Linked DNA regions of Mus musculus: region 1 is linked to region 2. Evidence: chromatin contacts called from ENCODE Hi-C or POLR2A ChIA-PET data. All regions are on one chromosome and are shown on one strand. The core of a region is the stretch at or near the end of the contact, and the rest is flanking DNA. Distances in the headings are between cores, read along the strand shown. Region 1 holds the start of Rhbdl2 (rhomboid like 2). Region 2 holds the start of Akirin1 (akirin 1).

Evidence for each region. Hi-C counts contacts between places; a loop is a spot of excess contacts on that map. ChIA-PET counts read pairs that join two places held with the same protein, here RNA polymerase II (POLR2A).
Region 1: a loop to region 2 is called in a map of heart, with 8 times the contacts of the local background. The contact joins the promoter of Rhbdl2 here to the promoter of Akirin1 in region 2. A Hi-C loop is called at or near these places in 2 of 37 maps with a recorded cell type or tissue (heart and left cerebral cortex). POLR2A ChIA-PET finds 5 or more read pairs at or near these places in 2 of 5 experiments (Patski and embryonic stem cell).

The regions. Positions count from the first base shown.
Region 1 is chr4:123,786,570-123,789,471 of GRCm38, forward strand. It overlaps Rhbdl2 (rhomboid like 2), which reads left to right and starts at 1,306. Exons shown (of 8, transcript NM_183163.2): 1 at 1,306-1,402.
Region 2 is chr4:123,748,865-123,751,627 of GRCm38, forward strand. Akirin1 (akirin 1) reads right to left here and starts at 1,435. Exons shown (of 5, transcript NM_023423.3): 1 at 1,084-1,435. The coding sequence starts at 1,300.

The DNA of each region.
Region 1 (2,902 bases), core at 56-2,555, 38 kb after region 2:
GATATGGTTTTTTTGCGCTTAAAATTTCATCCCGAGAAAGGCTCATTGCTACACTGGGATCCCAAATACCCAGTGTAGTTGCTGGCCAGCTAATAAAGACTTTGCATTGGCTTAAACCCATGTCCAAGCATTCTTCTCTGGTGGATGCCTCACGACAATAGGCATGTGCCACCATATTCTACCTTCCTCTTCACAACATCTCTTACTCTGTGCCTTCCTTTATACACAGCCCTGGTCAGTTCTTTGGATTAGGCATTCATTATCCAGAGAATTTAATATCTTCCTCCAGCCTCTGGCATTTGCAGGCACATTACACACACACACACACACACACACACACACACACACACACACACACAGAGTCCATATACAGGTAAGCAGGTTCAAACCTGTACACATAAATGTCACTTGAAGTTGAGGGTCTAGTTCAGTGGTAGGGCAGTTGCCCATTGGTTCTATCCCCAGCACAGAAAATAAACACACTCTGAGTCTGACTTCATGTTTAAGCTCTCTCTGAGTCCTTCCATGTCTATAGTGTAAAGTCTGAATATTTCTCGGCAAGCCTTGTAAGGCCCTTCCTGGCATGATACTCCTTGCTCATAGTTCTGAACTTGAGTGGCTTGCTTATCCTCTATGCTATCTCCGAAATTTTTTTTCCCTAGAACTGTCCTACGCAGGGAAGTCCTCCCTGATCATGCTGCCAGGATCTTAGGCAAACCTTTAGTGGCAGACTTTATTCTTTGGCTTGCCAGTACAGGAGGGTAGGCACCAGGTTAACCTACTTTTCTGCTCTCAGGACCTGGCACACTTTGAATGGCTAATCAGAGACTGGCAAACCCATTGTACAGGGGCTAAGGTACATCCAGTTTGTGTGCAGAGCCTAGGAGCTTGTGACCAGGCTATCAAATTACTCAGTTGTTGTAAAGTACCAGGCCTGGGGCACACTAGAGTGTGATCCAGGACAATCCCATGGAAAGTAACTGAGACCTACCAGAGCAGACCTTTCCCAGAGGCCGACCTGAGAACCAACACAACACGTGGGACTCAGTCACATACAGGACGGCAGGACAAGGAGGAGCCATGAATAGCCCAGGAGAAGGAGCAGGGTGGCTGTCACAGGCTCCCTGGCACAGACCCAAGTAGGAGGAGGCCAGGACTCATTCATCCAGGGCCAACCCAGGGAAGACTGCCTAGCAGGCTGGCCCGGCTTAGGCCAGGCCACCAGGGGAGGGGATTTCCTCTGGCTCCCTCCTCCTTGGGAACCTGTCTGGACAATTTTAGTTCTGGGAGGGCGGGAGGAGAGCCTGGCAGGCTGCGGCTCGGGCCTCCAGGCAGCTCCGTTGGCTGCTTGAAGTGCAAGATCCGACTGCAGTGTGGGACCACTGTGCCTCGGCCTCCCCAGGTAAGGTGCAGGGGTGGATTGGGGGATGGGGGGAGGAAGGCGGTGGGAGGCCGAATGCTGAAGCAGGAAGCTGGTGGCAGAAATTCTAGGTAGCTCCCTAAACCTGCTGACCGTCAGCGAGGGGAAGGAAGATTAATGCTTCCAGAGTCAACCTTCCGGAAGAACCTAGAATGTCTGCTTCGGGTTCTGAAACTTTTCAAAGTTGGCAGCGCCCTGGAAGTGGAAGGAGAGCCGACCTGGGAGTTTAATCCTGCCACCTCGCTGCAAGGTTCAAGCAAGCACTGTTTCATTACTTTCTCCCCAGCATCCTCAGACTCCCAGGGCTTATTTTTATTTTTGTTTTGGGCGGGAGGAATGGTGGTGTATGTGTGTGTGCGTATGCGTGTGCGTGTGCGTGTGTGTGTGTGTGAGACATGTCAGCCACACCTATAACTGAACTGGTAATCGTCTGTATCACCATCTGAGCCAGAAACTACCTGGGCTTCCCCAGCCTCTACCTCCTCTGCCCTGGAGATTGGCAGGTAGAGGTTTCAGCTCTTCCAACACGGCAGCTCTGCTGTGACTTCCTCCTTCCTGCTATGGGCACCTAAGGGATTTACCTCAAGCAATCGGTCTTTTATTCTTGGCCATTTGTTTACTCATTAGTTGAGCACACACATCAGTTGTCTGAAGGGAGGAACATGTCCTTCCTGCTGTGAATAAAAAAGTTGAAATTTATCCACACGTATCTACAAGCTGACAGGCAGGCAGCGGGGCATGGCAGGAGTTACAAACCTGGACTGCTGACCCTTCATTTCCTCTTTACTTCCTGGACTTCAGCATCCTCATCTGTAAGGGCCTGGATTTGTTTGTTTGTTTGTTTTTTAAAGATAATAAGGAACTATGTGAATCCAGGGCAGGCTGGGTGGTCAGCTCACAGTGGGGCCTGGATAAACATCTGTGCTTTCTTCTTCTTTGCCCCTCCCTAACTGGCACCTTCCTTGCAGTAAGCTTGTAAAGATAGAGAAGACAAACCCTGGCCTTGACAGTGTCTAGGTGGCTTGTAAATTGAACTGAGTAGTGGAGGCAGGTGCTCTAGGGAGTGGGAGGCCAGAGATGTGAAGGAAGGAGACGGGCCTCTGGCTGGATGTACAAACCCTGGACCAGGGCTGGGACCAGACGGTGATGCCGTTTCTGACTTGAGATCTGTCAGAGACATTATTCTCCTTCCATACTTAAGAAGATTCTATTTTATTACTTCTTTTTGGAAGAGGGTCTCACTATGTTATCTGGGCTGGCAGAACTCACTGTGTAAACTAGACTAGCCTTGAACTTCCAGAGATCCTCCTGCCTCTGCCTTCCCAATATGCTATCACTCCCAGCCTTCCTTCCCCATTAAATATTTGTTGACAATTTTGAACATTAATGAAATATATTTTAGCCAGTTTCACACACCCTACCCCCCTTCCTCCCACTGGTATTCTTGTCAGTGAATGTCCCTTTTACATCAAGTGTGTGGCT
Region 2 (2,763 bases), core at 185-2,684:
AGAAAGCAGGTCTAGTGGAAAGAGCAGAGCCACAGTTAAAGGAAATGGATGATACGACGACGTGAACACAGGTAAAGCTCGAGAGGACTGCTGGTGGCAGCAGTATCCTTGAGGGGCTAAGCACAGGAAGGAGGAAATGAAAACTAGAGGCACTAGAGACTGCAAGATGTAAGGGGGAAAAATGATTTAAAGGGACTGCAGGTTTTCCTAATGCTTGAGGAACAACAATAAGAAGAAAACAAAGAAACAACTTGGCCAAATCCACTTTTGAGGGATTATTTCTGGGATCCCTCTAATTTGCTGAATATGGGTGCTGAAGCGCGTTCCCTCCTCCTACTGCAATATGATAGGCATCTTTACTGCCCCATGAGTCCTTCTTTTTGCCTTGTCTAAAACGAAGTGCCTTACTCAAGTCGAGTCACTGTATTAGATATTTGAATTTTGAGTACAGAATCTCTGTATACTTAAGGATTCTCAAATACTAGCCAACCAACTACCCACTTCAAGCCATACCCGAAACAAGACAATAGCCACACGATAAAACAAGGTCAGTCCGTCTCTTAAGAAATAGTCTGGTTGAAATTGCATTCCATGGCTTCTGCTCCCTAAAGAATTCTAGAAATCAAGTCTTCCTAAAAGCACCTTGCGGCGCTACATACGCTCACGCCCCTTCCCCTCTATCCGTCTCCCGCCCCACTCATGGCTGGGTTCGTGAGCAGAATCCAATTTTCCATGGCCCACTGGATCTCCCGGGAGGTTCCGCACAAGCGGAGGCAGGAGGGGCTTCAGGGACACCAAGAGCCTTCGGCGGTCTGGGGTATCCCCACCTCATTTTGGTGCCCACCCCTCAGACTCTCCAGCTCCAGGAAACCCGAAAACCGACACTGTGGGGTCACTGCCCTTCCCGGATGTCTCTCGTCCCCGGAAGCAACCGGGCCCAGCAGCACCCCAGTTCCTTTTTCTCCCAAGGCCGATATGGGGTGCGGAGGTGATCTCGGCCGGTGTCCACGACCCCCGCACCCTCCCCGCCCCCCACGCCCGGGCCTGGCTTCCTGCCAAGTCCGCAGCAGCAGCGCAGGTTACCGGGAGTTGGAAGACGACGCTCGCTGCCGGGTGGGGCAGGCTGCTGGAGGCTCGCCGGCGGCGTCTGCATCTGAAGCGGCGGCGGCTCGGCGTCCGGGGGCCTGAGGCCCGGAGTGGGGCCGGGCAGAGGGGCGCAGCGTCGCCGCTTCGGGGAACCGGGGCTCAGCAGCGCCGCCTCGAACTCCATGGGCCGCTTCAGTGTCGCCCCGCACGCCATCCCGCGGAAGGGCCAGAGACCAGACGCAGACGCGGCAGCAAGGACTGCCCTGGATCCAACTCTTCAGCTACGGCTCCCAAGCCAAGCCGGCTCCAATGGCGCCTCCGGCACCCGGCAGCCGCGCTGGCCCCGCCTCCTGTGACGTCACGGGCGTGCGCCACCGCCCGGCAGAGGGGAAGAAGTCGGAAAAGGGCCGATCCGGGAGGCCCGCGAGCCTGGGCTCGGCCCATGGCGCCCCCTGCGGAAGAAGTAGGCCGGTCTGGGCGGAGAGCGTGGTCGCCTAGCAACACCCCCGCCCCCGCCCCTCCCAGGGCCCCCCCCTTCACGCTCTCTGCCGGAGTGGCCTGGGAGGTCTTTCGCACCTGCGCGGCAGGGGCCTCGGGGGCGGGGGATGGGAGAGACCCTGGGAGACCGGGGTTCCCTTGGCCGCGTGACCGATAAAAGAGGTGATTCTAAAGGGTTATCAAAGGATTTTGTCTTGAGTCCCAGGAAATCTTCACAAACATAACCGGGTTATCTAAGGATAGACTTTATTTAATCCACGAACCCTGTGCAATCATGGGCAAAATTGGAAGGGGAGGTGTGTTACAAATGAATGTATTTTGGGGATAGATGACCCGGCCATTAATCGGATCACTAAATGGATATGTGTTACGCAAAAAAGGATTAAAAGGAAAAAAAAAAAAACAAAAAACAATCCTACCAGAAAACTCACTGGCTTAAACTGTCTAACCAAGTGATACCAGGGTGTTAGGAACTTCCCCTGATAGCTGATTTGGCAGTTGGCTTCCTCATCCGACTTGGCAACTCAGACTGGTTCTTCCTCGGGTCAATCGAGATTCTCTGCCGTACTGTTGGCTGGAAAATGCTTTTGATATTCAGCAAATGAATAGAAAACAGGGAGGTTCTGCTTTAGGGAACTCTGGTTGTAATTTTCCTGGGGAGTAACTCCAGTGCTTTCAAATACATCAATAGAGTCATCAGAACAACACCTCCACATTCAAAGCCTTTCTGTAATTATTTGTATATTAGTGGCTGTGATTCCTGTAATCTGGCTTTAACATTATCTCTGTAACAGATTTTTCTAGAACAGTCCAAATTTTAGATACTCATTTCTAATTGCCAAGATGGCTGTCACAGTACTTCAACACACTTGGGGTTAGACAATAAAGGCATACTATCTCCAATCTTCCTCCTCCTTCTCCGCCTCTTCTTCCTTCTCCTCCTGTTCGTTTTGGTTGCTTTTCTCTGAGTCCTCTTCCGTTTCTACAAACTCTTTAAAGATCATAACATAGGTCATATACTTTCACATTTATTTCTGTAAAATATAAGACAGCACAGCATACCAAATTGCTGGTTTTCTGTTTGTTTTGCCATATTGGGATTCAAGCCTCCCTAGGCACATTACCCATGTTAAGTTTATTTTAGCACATTTATTGTCAATATAGATGTAACGTGGTTTA